Regions from separate parts of the Homo sapiens genome. Here region 2 is linked to region 1. A link is a contact called in ENCODE Hi-C or POLR2A ChIA-PET data. All regions are on one chromosome and are shown on one strand. The core of a region is the stretch at or near the end of the contact, and the rest is flanking DNA. Distances in the headings are between cores, read along the strand shown. Region 1 holds the start of XCR1 (X-C motif chemokine receptor 1). Region 2 has its middle 37 kb from the start of XCR1.

Region 1 (6,719 bases), core at 3,054-5,553:
CAGGGTTTTTATGGGCAGCAGAGGGGAGAAAGTCCATGGGTGGCCATGGGCCAGAACAAGGAAAGGCACCAAAAGGTCCCCCTGTGGTTCGTGGGACTGTCAGCCCAGCCACCTGGCTTCAGGCCTTCCCCAGCTTGAAGGTGGGGCTTCACCAGGGACCTGGCCCTTTCTGCCCAGGAGCTTGTTCACCACCCACCACTGTTTATGGGACTCAGGCTGTTCATGCCAAGGGTTGCCTGCAGGCCAGGAATGAGCTGCCCTCAGCGCCCCCCTCCTCAGCCTTCCTCCTGTGCTCATCGGTGCACAAAGTCCAGAGGGGGCCAAGGTGACAGGGCCTAGCATGTCAGCACTGCCCCAAGCATGCACACATCTGGCCAGGTTGCAACAGCACCCAAGCTTGGCCCCAACCTTACTCCAAGATCAGAGCAGGCAGTGACAGTGGGGAGAAGCCAAACAGCAGGAGCAGGTACTTCCAAGCCTGTGGGCAGCGGGGGACCTTCCCAGGCCCCCGACAGTGCAGAGATGCCTGGATCCATAGCTACAGCAGGGTGGCTGTAGCAGTGCCTTGGAGGGCGGGGCTCCTGCCTGTTCCTAGCTCCCAAGAGCACAGGGGTGCCCAAGTCACAGCCATGGCTTCAGCAGCTGCAGTTGTGCCTGGGGAGTTCCGTGTCCCACCAACTTCTAAGGGGCAGGGCTCCCATTTGTCCCCAGCTCCTGCCGGCTGTGTGGAGCATGCAGCCCCAGCCACACCTCCTCTCCGCATTTTCCCCACAGTGGTTCTGGGCAAGGTGCAGGTGGCGTGGTGGCCCTGGCCAACCCCGCACAAATGAACCTGACACTCCCAGGGCTAGCCCTGAAAGTCCCAGCTACACCTTTGGCCAGATACTCACAGGCTCCCAGAACACGGCAGGGAATGAGTTGAGGCTGCGGCAGAGGCTCCAGGCCTGAGAGTAGGTCCTGCCCGGCCATGCAAGGGTAGGGGTGGTGTGCAGTAAGCTGCCTCAGGGATGCAGGGCATGGGGATGCAGGGCACAGAGGTCCCACCACCCCCACTGCTGCTCCTGCAGCTGCTCCTGCCACCACCGCTCATGCCTCCCTGCTGCAGCTGGCATGATGGTAGCAGCTGCTCTGGATGGCCCACCACTGCCATTATTATCATATAATCCAATCACACTCCTAGTTATAATCGAGCTCAAAACTATGTGTAAACAAAAACCTGCATTCAAATACATATCGTGTATAAAATACTTTTTTATACATAGTGTATAGTGCATAAAGTATTTTTCATAATTTCAAAGAAATAGGATTAACCAAGATGTCCTTCAATAGGTGAAGGAATAAAAAAATCTGTGGTATTTCCATACAATAAACTCAAGAGATGCAGAATAAGCATTTAACAAAACCCAACATCATTTCATGATAAAAACACTCAACAAATTAGAAATAGAGGGGAATTTCCTAATCTGATAAAAGGCATGTATTAAAAACCCACAATTAACATCATACTTGTAGTGAAAGACTAGAAGCTTTTCTCCTAAGATCAGAAACAAGACAATGATGTCCATTGTCCTCTCCTATTTGACATTGCATTGGTGGTTCCAGCCAGGACAACTAAACACGGTGGGGGGAAAAGTACCCAGATTGGAAAGGAAGAAGTGAAACTATTTCTATATGCAGATGTCATGACTTTATAGTACATAGAGAACTGAAAGAATCCACCAAAAAAACAAAAACAAAAACAAAAAACTATTAAAGCTAATAAATAAGCTCAAGGTACAAGATCAATATATAAAAATCAGTTGTATTTTTATACAGTAGCAATGAACAATCTGAAAATGAAATTAACAAAACAATTCCATTTACAATAGCATAAAAATACTTAGGAATAAATTTAACCAAGAATGCACAAAATCTACTCACTGAAAACCACAAAACAATGTGGAAAAAAAACTAAAGAAGACATATGTAAATAGAAGGACTTTCAGTGTTCCCGGATTGGAAGACCCAATATTGTTAAAACGGCAATACTCCCCAAACTGATCTACAAATTCGATGCAATTTCCATCAAAATTCTTTTAAAATTTCTTGATAGTGTCCTTTGACACACAAAAGTGTTGTAGGTTTTTTAGCCCTTGCATCTGGCTCTTTAATCCATTTTGAGTTAATTTTTGTATATGATGTGAGGTAAGAGTACAACTTTGTCTTGTATATGACTATCTAGTTTTCCTGGCACCATTTGTTAAGAAGAATATTCTTTTAACACTGAATGGCCTTGTAAATGGTCTTGATTTTTGACCCTTGTCAAAAATCAGTTGACAATCCCAGCACTTTGGGAGGCTGAGGCAAGCAGATCACTTGAGCCCAGGAGTTGAAGACCAGCCTGGGAAACATGGTAAAACCCTGTCTCTATAAAAATTAGCCAGGCATGTTGGTGTGCACCTGTAGTCCCAGCTACTCAGGAGGCTGAAGTAGGAGGATCACTTAGGCCTGGGAGATTGAAGCTGCAGTGAGCCATGATCGCACCACTACACTCCAGACGGGGCAACAGAGTGAGAACCTGTCTCAAAACAAACAAACAAAAAATCAATTGACCATAGATGTATGGCTTTCCCCATTGTATTTCATTGATCTATATGTCTCCAATCTTGAATAGAAGAAAGAACAAAGTTGGAGGATTTGTGATTTCAAGACTTACTACAAAGGTAATCAAAACTCTATGGTACTGACATAAGGATAGATGCAAAGACCAATGGAATATAACTGAAAGTTCAGAGCTAAGCCATAGCTATAAATCCCTATAACCTGACTAGGCAAGGATTTCTTAACTACAACAGCAAAATCACAAGCAACAAAAGAAATAATTTATAAATTAGATTTCGTGAAAGTTAAAAACAGGTCAGGCATGGTGGCTCAGGTCTATAATCTCAGAGCTTTGGGAGGGCAAGGCAGGAGGATCACTTGAGGCCAAGAGTCCAAGATTAGTCTGGGCAATATAGTGAGACCCTGTCTCTACAAAAAAATTAAAATAATTAGCTGGATGTGGTGCTGTGTACCTATAGTCTTAGCTACTTAGGAGGCTGAGGCGAGAGTATCTCTTGAGCTCCAGAGTTCAAGGCAATAGTGAGCTGATCATGCCACTGAATTCAGGCCTGGGTGACAGAGTGAGGGCCTGCCTCAAAAAAAAAAAGGAAAGAAAAGAAAAAGAAGATGTAAAGCATTTGTGTGTCGAAGGGTATTATGAAGAATTAAAAAGAAACCCAAGGAATGAGATAAATTATTTTTAAATCATATCTCTGATAAGGATCTAGTATCCAGAATGTAGAAATAACTCTTACAATTTAATAATAAAAAGACTAATAACTCAAATTTTTAAAAGGCAAAGGTTCTGAATAGACACTTCTACAAAGAGATACACAAATGACCAATACACATATAAAAAGATGCTCAACATCTTTATTCATTAAGGATGTGGAAAAACTGTCTCCTACTGTTGCAGCTGTTTCACTCCTGTTGTTTGGTGAGTGGGAGGGAGTGTTACAGCTCTTTTACTCCCCCCACTGGTGAGCTCCAAGTTCTTGTCCCACGACCAAGAAAAATAAGGCACACAGACACTGGAGAGTGAAGAAGGCAGAGTTGGATTTATTAAGCCACAGAAAAGCTCTCAGCAAAGAGAGGGGACCCAAAAGAGGGTTGCTAGCTAAAAGTCTGAGTCACAGGTTTTTACAGGCTTAGAATGAGGAAATACGTGCTGATTGGTTTATGGGTAGGCTTGGAAAAAGCACTACTCAGGAAGAGGTACAATAGTGTAAAGAACCAATTGGGGGCTGAAGTGAAAGCTTGGACTGAGACCTTGGCCCAGGACCAATCAGGGGCTGAAGTGACGTTACACTTTATGCAAATGAAAATTTGGCGAGCAGCTAATCACAGAAAGATAGGTATATGTTAAACAGGTAAAAGGTAAGGACCAATCGGGAGGAAGCATGTGAAATGAGACAAAGGCGTGCCAAGGAGAGGGATATATGTTCAAAAAAGGAGTGGAATTTGTTCATCTGGATTCATGGAGTAGGCGTTTCTATTCAAACATGCAGGCTCTTTTCTTTATCCAGGGCTTGCAGCTTGATTTTCAGGCTGTTCTTGGTTTGAAGGAGTTCCACCAAGGATCCACCCTAACTGCCTGCCTGACTGGCTTCTTCCTTCCTCCTCTCTCACTAGCTGTCCCCCTCTGGCCCCCTGGCTCTCTCTGAGACTCCTCCCATCCTCCTCCTCCAGCCTTCTGGGCAGGACAGGTGTTTCAGTTTCTTTAAGTGAAATATGAAACAGAGAAGCACCATTTCTGCCTCAAGACGCATGTAAAGAGGTGTAGATTCAGGTGAGTTCCTTTACAAACATTTTAAACTTATGTTTTCCTCTAATTGTAACAGCCTATATCAGGAGTTCTTAAGCTTTGCTGCACATCAGAACCACCTGGAGGGCTAGTAAATATGCTGATTCCTGAGCTACCTCTGAAGGCTCTTATTCCTTTGGTATAGGGATTTCCCAAGAATCTGCATTCTTTTCAGAAAAGCTGATCTGGGCTGGGCGCAGTGGCTCATGCCTGTAATTCCAGCACTTTGGGAGGCCAAGGCTGGCAGATTGCTTAAGTCCAGGAGTTCCGGATTGGCCTGGCAGATTTCTTGAGTCCAGGAGTTCCTTACCTAACATGATGAGACCCTATCTCTGCAAAAAATACCCCAAAAAATTAGCTAGGTGTGGTAGCACACATCTGTACTACCAGCTACTCAGGAGGCTAAGGTGAGGGGATCACTTGAGCTCAGGAGGTTGAGATGTGATCACACCACTGCATTCCAGCATGGGTGATAGGGCGAGACCCTGTCAAAAAAAAAAAAAATCAAAGAAGAAAAATTGGCTGGGCGTGGTGGCTCCCACCTGTAATCCCAGCACTTTGGGAGGCCAAGGCAGGTGGATCATGAGGTCAGGAGATTGAGACCATCCTGGCTAACATGGTGAAACCCCGTCTCTACTAAAAATACAAAAAAATAGCCAGGTGTGGTGACGGGCACCTGTAGTCCTAGCTACTTGGGAGGCTGATTCAGGAGAATGGCATGAATCTGGGAGACGGAGCTTGCAGTGAGCCAAGATCACACCACTGCACTCCAGACTAGGGGACAGAACGAGACTCCATCTCAAAAAAAAAAAAAAGAAGAAGAAGAAAAATGGATCTGGGAACCATACTTTGAGTAGACCTAACATATAAATAATATTTTTCTTATGCTGAAAGAAGTAGAGAGGTTTATTTGGCTACATATCTTTATGTAAGGCCTTGTTATTACTGGTGGTTGTATAATTTAGAGCTGTCTTTCTCAATCTAAATTATATTACAGTCCAGAAAGCTAAATTCACTCCCTTAGAGTTGAGGTGGGCCACAGAGATGGGGAGGGAGAGAGACAACCAGCAAAAGGGAGCCAGTTCACTGAATGTAACTTGGAGGGGTTTGAGATTTGACATCATTTTCCTTTTTATCTCCAAAGGCTTCCAGGCCCAGAACATGACTGCCTCTGAAATTTTTGAGTAAATGAATTAATAACCAGCAAAAAAAATGAATGATTTTTATAGATGTCCAATATCCCTTTTATTTCTAATTTGCTGAGAGTTTATATCATCAAAGGGTGTTGAGCTTTGTCAAATGCTTTTCTACATTTATCAGAAAAGATCATATAGTTTTTTTCTTTATTCTATTGATATGGTGACTTAAATTGATTTTCATGTATTAAAACAATCTCATATTTCTGGGATAAACTCAACTTGGTCATGTTATATTATTCTTTTAAAATGTATTGCTGGATTTGATCTGCCAATATTTCGTTAAGAATTTTTCTGTCTATGTTCACGAGGAATATTGTTCTGTAGTTTTCTCTTATTGTAATTTGTTGGTCTAATTTTGGTATCAGGGTTATTCTGGCCTCATAAAAGGAGTTAGAAAATATTCCATCCTTTATTTCTATTTCTTATAGTTTGTGTAAAACTGGTGTTATTTCTTCCCCAAATGTTTAAAAAAATCACTAGAAAAATCCTCTAGTTCTAAAGTTTTCTTTGTGGTAAGGATTTATATAGTTAATTATATTTCTATAACAAATGTAGGGCTATTCACATTTGCCATATCATCCCATGTCAGTTTTGATATGCTGCATGTTAAAAGAAATTCATCCATTTCATTTAAGTTGTTGGATTTTTTAACATAAAATTGATCATAATATTTATTTGTTATTCTTGTAAAGTCTATAAGATCTGTAACATATTTCTCTTTGTTCTCAATCAATCTAGATAAGGCTTCATCAATTTTTTGGTCTTTCTCTCTCTCTCTCTCTCTTTCTTTATTTCTTTTGAGACAGGGTCTTGCTCTGACACCCAGACTGGAATGCAGTGGCGCCATTATAGCTCACTGCAGCCTGAAACTCCTGGCCTCAAGGGATTCTCCTGCCTCAGCCTTTCAAAGCATTGGAATTATAGGCATGAGCCACTGCTCCTTGCTGATTTTATCAATGTATTAAAATGTTGTCAAACAACCAATTTTGATCTTGTTCATTTTATTTTCTATTTTATTTTTTCTGCTTTTATTTTTATTAATGCCTTCCTTCTACTTTAATTAGCTCTTCTATTTCTAGCTTATGTCACTGATTTAAGTCTTAGATTTTAGACGTTTATTCTTTCTAATACACGCA
Region 2 (6,395 bases), core at 338-2,837, 39 kb before region 1:
AATCCAGGGAGGAGTGTTATTCAAGGACACACAGGTGACCTTTGTGGTAAGAATGTGCTATGGGTGACATGAGCTGGCCAGAACTGAAGGCATGGAACCCAATTTAGCCCAACTCATCTCAATCCAACCAGCTAATGCTGCTTATCTTTCCAGTCTCAAACCTTGATGTTCCTGCCTCTTACACCATGCACCTCACCCACACTGAACCCCCTGATGGCCCAGAATATCCACTAGTGCATGAATATTCCCCTAGATCTGGCATTCAGCCCCCTCTCCCTGGATAACTCCTACTTGTCCTTCTGATCCCCCTTTGACATCACCTCCTCCAGGAAGCCTAACCTGCCTCTTCAAAGCTGCTATGCTCAGAGCCTGCCCCTCACATAGAACTTACCACACTGCCTCCTAATCATCCATTTCCATATCTGTGACCTCACAAGTATCTTCACAGGTATTCCTTTTTGAACCCCCAGCACCTAGAGGTATGCTATGCCCAGCTGTGAAAACAAATGTTCACAGCCTGATTGTGCCAATGGCCTGGCTGAATATGCTATGCTCCTGTCCTCCCTTCAGCAAGCATGTATTGAGGTCTGACTCTGTACTGCAGGTATATGGCTTCCTCATTGCACTACTGTCATCATTCAGGTTGCTGGAAAAATCAGCTATTGAGGACCCACCATCTATGTAGTAAGTATCTAACTCATATTAATTTATTTAATCCTCACACCAACTCAGTAAAGTCGGTGTTATAATTATCTGCAATTCAGATAATAAAACTGAGGTGCCAAAATTGCATAGGCACTGAATGCTAGAACCTGGGTTTAAACCCCCGTGGTCTAACTCCAGACCCATGGAATTAACCTCTACTCTGCCTGGCTTCCTTCTTCATGACTGCTTAGACACTTGTTACAAATGCAGAGGCCTGGGCCCCATCCAAAGAGCTTCTGTTTCTACAGGTCTGGGTGGAGCCTGGGAACCTATATATGCCAGGAGCCTCACCTAGTGTAGTCCACACCAACTTCCCACTAAGAAATGATGGCTGTGGCTGGGCGGGATGGCCGACGCCTATAATTGCAGCACTTTGGGAGGCCCAAGTGGGTGGATCAAGAGGTCAAGAGATTGAGACCATCCTGGCCAACATGGTGAAACCCCGTCTCTACTAAAAATATAAAAATTAGCCGGGCGTGGTGGTGCGTGCCTGTAGTCTCAGCTACTCAGAAGGCTGAAGCAGGAGAATCGCTTGAACCCGGGAGGTGGAGGTTGCAGTGAGCTGAGATTGCACTGCTGCACTCCAGCCTGGTGACAGAGTGAGACTCCGAAGAAAAGAAAGAAAAAGAAAGAAAAGAAAAGAAGCAGAGAGAGAGCGAGGGAGGGAGGGAGGGAGGAAGGAAGGAAGGAAGGCAGGCTGTGCCCAAGAGCACCAAGGAGTATGTCTGAGACTACATGGTCTGGTCCTAGTGAGCCTGTCTTGCTGCATCACAACACACTCTGTGCTTACTACCCTCGCTCCCTCCACCAGGAATGCTGTCGCTAGCCTCCCTCCTTCCACCCACCCTTATGTGCTTGAGCAGCAAAGGAGTGAGACAAGGGAGTGAATATATTTTCCTCGGATCTTCCTCTGAGAATGAGTTAGCAAATGCCCCAGGGACATCCCTACGTGGCCTCTTCCGGAGGCCCTGGAGCAGGCAAAGACGCCTCAAGCTTCTCAAATGCCTGTTTAGTCTTTGGTGCTACCAGAAATATCCAAAAGCCTTCATCTAGGACCCTACACACATTTAGAGCACACCGCCCAGGGCTCAGTCCTCTAAGTGCTAACCTTGGTCATTCTCTGAAGCTCCTCACAGCCCTGGTGATTCCAGCAGTAATTTGCTCTGCTTGAGACAGATCTGACCCAGAGAGCAAGGCAGCAGTGGAGCTTGGTGTAGCCCGGGGCCACCACCTGCATTTCCCCAACTCTAATTGGTGATGCCGTGTAAGTGGGCTGTGTGTGGTTGGGTGAGCAGAGCAGGCTTCAAAGAAAAGGGCCTCCACCCAGGAGTCGGTGAATTTTACTGTCACCCGACATCAAGGGAGTATCATATGATATTTGGCAGGTGGCCCAGAACAGCTCAGCTGCCGGAGCTTGTTGTAGAGTGGACAGGTTAGCATTTGGGGGATTCCCCAGAGTGTGGCAAATGGAAGCTCAGGCACCTCTCTTAAAGCCACATCAAAGTTAAGTTGCTAGAAAGCTAGCAAGACTCCTGCAGGTAACAGTCCCTAAGGGGAGCCTGAAAGTGCGGGATGGGTGAAGGTGGGAAGGAAAAGCAGGTTGGGGATTTTCCCCTAACCAATATTACTTGTTTTGACTATTGCTACATAACAAAGTGCCCCAAAATGTAGAGGCTTAAAAGAACCATTTTATTAGATCTTATAATTTTGTGACCCAGAAAGTTGAGTAGAGCTTGGCTGGGTAACTCTATTTTTTTTTCCTTTTTTTTTATTTCTTTATTTTTTTGAGACAGGGTTTTTCTCTTGTTGCCCAGGCTGGAGTGCAATGGCGGGATCTTGGCTCACCACAACCTGCACCTTGCTGGTTCAAGCAATTCTCCTGCCTCAGCCTCCCGAGTAGCTGGGATTACAGGCATGCGCCACCACACCCGGCTAATCTTGTATTTTTAGTAGAGACGGGGTTTCTCCATGTTGGTCAGGCTGTTCTTGAACTCCCAACCTCAGGTGATCCACCCACCTCAGCCTCCCACAGTGCTGGGATTACAGGCGTGAGCCACTGCACCCGCCCTGGGTAACTCTTCCAAGTGGCATCAGTGGGGGTCCCTTGGTGCTGTTGAGCTGGTGGATACCTGGGGCTGAGCAGAGAAGGCTGGAGAGCTAGGCGCAGCTGGAACCATCTACCATTCCTGCATGTGGCCTCACCAGCATGGTGGCTTCATGTGTCGCACTTCGAAAGTGGTGGTCAGAGCACCAAGTGAGAATGTTCCAAGAGACCCAGGTGGAAGCTGCAAGGCTTCTTATGAGCTACAAGTCCAAGAATGTCACTCCAGCCACATTCTATCAGTCAAGCAAGTCAATGAGGGATTTCAAGGGAGTGGAATTGGACTTCATCTCTCAGTGGGAGGAGCAGTAAAGAATTTGCAGCCATATTTAACCTCCCATGATACAAGAGAGCTAGGAAAAACTTGCAAGGCTCATTGTGGGATTTTTTTACTCCATACATGTTTGTTGAGTTCCTGGTATGTGCCAGCTACTGCCCTAGGCACTGGAGAGACAGACCAATGAACAATACAGAGACATGATCCCTGCCCTTATGGAGACTGTAGTCTAAAAGAGTCTAACAAATAATTACGCAGTGCCTGGCACATGATATGTGTTCAGTCAATGTTGAATACTGGTATTATTATTGTTAAATAATCATTAGGGGCCAGACACATTGGCTTACACATGTAATCCCAGCACTTTGGGAGGCCAAGGTGGGAGGATCACTTGAGGCCAGGAGTTTGAGACCAGGATGGGCAACACAGCAAGACTTTGTCTCTACTAAAAATAAAAAAATTATCCTGGCATGGTAACATCCACCTTTAGTCCCAGCTACTAGGGAGGTTGAGGTGGGAGGATTGCTCAAGCCTGGGAGGAGGTCAAGGCTGTAGTGAGCCATAATTGCACCTCTGCACTCCAGCCTGGGTGGCAGAGCGAGGCCCTGTCTCAAAAAATATTAGTAATAACCATTGGGAAAAAAGATTTGCCATAAGCAGATAAACAACAGTGTGCCAAAGGGTACAATCAACAAAGAGGATTACATGTTTAGGAGGTTAACATTTAAGCCAAAGATGAGAAGTAATGAACTAGGGGAAGGGGGACGTGAGAGAGTTTTCAGGCAGAGGAAACAGTGTGTGCCCCACAGTGCAGTGGGCAAGGGCAGTGGGCATCGAGTTAGGCTGGGCAGGTGGCATAAGGACAGATCACCCGAGGCTCTGCCCTTGGGTGTTCATGTAGATCCACCTTCCACCTTTTCCACCTGCCTTGTGCTTCTGAGGACTGATGTGTATGAGCTGCACCCACAGTTCCCTTTTCTCCTGGTTGGCGACAGTGGAGGCACCAGCAGGAGTTTAGACAGGGGAACTCAGGGGTCGGGGGAAAAAGAAAGTGGAGTATGTATTTTTCTGGTTTCGTCTCTGCTGGACTGGGGTGAAAGTAACCATGTTCCTCTGCCCACGGCTGTGTGCCCTGCCAAGCAGCCCTCTCCTAAGGCTTTAGGTCTTACTAGGTTCTCCAATGGCTCTTTCTCCTATGTGCTCAGGCCTAGGATTAGTAGCAGCTTCCCACTATTGTTAGATCAGGGATACTTTACCATCCCTTCTTGCATTCCCTATATCCTGCCACACCTTTGTAAATGGTCTCTTCCTTGAATTGTCATCAATTACCTTTTTGAGAGAGCCACTTGATTCCTACTGGGACCCTGAATGATAGAGCTATAGCAGCTAGGATAATAATTCGGAACTTTATCCCAATAGCAATTCTAAGAAAATGATAACCTTCCATTCAGTGGTGTGCTAGTAAATTTTAACAACCAGGTCTCTAAAGGAAAAAGCTCTGATTTGCAGTGTTTGTCTTGAGGTCCAAATACTTCCACTTTGGCTGATTTCAAGCTTGCAACTTTCCTAAAAATAGAACACAAACTGGTATGAGCCAGCTCCTGCATACTTCTGCCCAGATCCAAAACCAACTCTCCTATCTTCCACCACTAGAGCCACCCCAGCCCAGAGATAGGCTAGGAGTTCCATCGGAGACGACAGGCCCTCTGGATGCTGCCAACCTCCTTTCTGCTCCTTTCCACAAGGCCCTGTTGCCTCCTGGGGAAAGGATGGCCCATGTTAGGCTTGAGAAGCCAGAATGGCCCTGAGCTCCTGTTCTGTTGGAATTTCAAAAGTGAACCCCAAGAGGGAATTAGAGATACAAGAGAACTATTGGGGAAAATTCCCAAAAGAGTAACGGGAGAAGGAGCAAAAGTAGGCAGGGAGAGCCTTTAGACAGAGATGCAGATCCAGCACCTATAAAAGGAAGGGGGAAGGAAAAAGGATCCAGGAGGTTGAACCTTAGACCGTAACATAGAAAGTTCTGAGGAAGTCTTGGCAAGGCCAATGGGGAGACCCAGGGCAAAAGTTGCCCTTAGAGGAGTTCTGCTCCAGGCAAGAATGGGAGGGCTCCAAGTTCAGTCATTAGCCAGAAGTAGTGGGGGGTGTGGGGAGACTGGCATGTGGCCTCAGTGTTCATGGTGGAAGTAGCTGAGGCCATCATTCCACCATGCATCCTGCAGCAGGGTCTCCTGAAGGACAGCTGAGCGGGCATGTCCATGGCTGCTGCAGGGACTCACATCCACTGGTCCTGCTTCCAGGAGGCCTGCATCTCCCCAAGGAGTTCAGAAACCATCTATTTTCTCCTGAACCCTAACCACTCACTGAAAAAGCCCCAAAGTCCCAGAGGTGCCCTGGGCCCAATTCTGCTGACTCAACGTCTTCTGTATGTAATGGGCACTGTCCAAATTGGAGTCTGGCTGACACCTCCAAAAGCTTATGGCACTCCCTTCATGATCCTTTGCCACACAAAACCCTTCCCTTAGGGGTTCCGGGGATGGAATCCATCCCAGAGAAGATACCTTCTATGCCAGACTCTTCAAATCCAGCTTTGCCCACAGTGCTGGACCTAGCTGGGCCTCTGAATTCAAGCCCCCATTCCAATGCTTTACACTCACCTGGGGCTTTCTCAGTCACCATGCCCAGATGCCCAGGAGACCAGGGAAAGAAGCCCAGGCCTGGCACCCCCATGACTCCTTCTGGCATCAGCCGCCTAACCCCCATCCTCTGTACCTCTAACTCCCCATATTCCTTTCCCCTCGCAGGACCCCAGGCTCCAGCTTCACTGAGATATGGCTGTATCTTCTGATTTTAAAAGGACTGTCCTAAGGAGTCCTTGGAAGCCATGCTTCAGCCCAAAGGTTCTCAGCAAGGAAGTTGAGCAACATCCCATAAGAGAGAAGGGAATGCAGGGGAATGTCCCACGTGAATGTTCACCAAAGGGTGAACTCAGTAGAGGAAATTTTTAATAATCAAGTGGTTTGGATGATCCACTCTGTGAGTCAGTTAGCTTCTTTCTCCAGACACTCCTGTCATCTCCCAACAGATTCATGGACAAAGTGGCCATGGTGGCAGGAATTGAAGTTATGCATGGGCTCAGCAACATGGACTTACACTCACCAAGGCTGACCTGGCTGCAGCCTCTGCTGAGCATTCAGTTGGCCAGAAGCAAAGATCAACACTGAGTCTCTGATAGGGACAATTCCCCAGAGTGATCAGCCAGCTTATTTAGTGGTAAGCTGACTACACGGGACTGTTTCCATCATGGAAGAG

What was found. A loop is a pair of places that touch in the nucleus more often than their neighbours do. ChIA-PET counts read pairs that join two places held with the same protein, here RNA polymerase II (POLR2A). Pooled maps may share reads with other maps.
Region 2: a map of naive thymus-derived CD4-positive, alpha-beta T cell shows a loop between it and region 1 (2.0-fold over the local background). The contact joins the enhancer-like site here to the promoter of XCR1 in region 1. A Hi-C loop is called at or near these places in 8 of 168 maps with a recorded cell type or tissue (CD14-positive monocyte, CD4-positive, alpha-beta T cell, DLD1 and 4 more), 2 of 37 single-sample maps with no recorded cell type and 8 of 50 pooled maps. POLR2A ChIA-PET finds 5 or more read pairs at or near these places in 5 of 52 experiments (CD4-positive, alpha-beta T cell, CD4-positive, alpha-beta memory T cell, GM12878 and 2 more).

The regions. Positions count from the first base shown.
Region 1 is chr3:46,025,067-46,031,785 of GRCh38, reverse strand. XCR1 (X-C motif chemokine receptor 1) reads left to right here and starts at 4,303. Exons shown (of 2, transcript NM_001024644.2): 1 at 4,303-4,369. RefSeq lists an enhancer at 465-965 and a silencer at 1,565-1,734.
Region 2 is chr3:46,061,188-46,067,582 of GRCh38, reverse strand. It overlaps a transcript of XCR1 not described here. Among named protein-coding and RNA genes, the nearest start is that of XCR1, 37 kb to the right of the region's middle. Within about 2 kb of position 1,587, at least 9 of the 41 ENCODE cell types and tissues checked have a DNase peak (open chromatin) inside an H3K27ac peak, as active enhancers do; they include CD4-positive, alpha-beta T cell and heart right ventricle, where a contact is called at or near this core.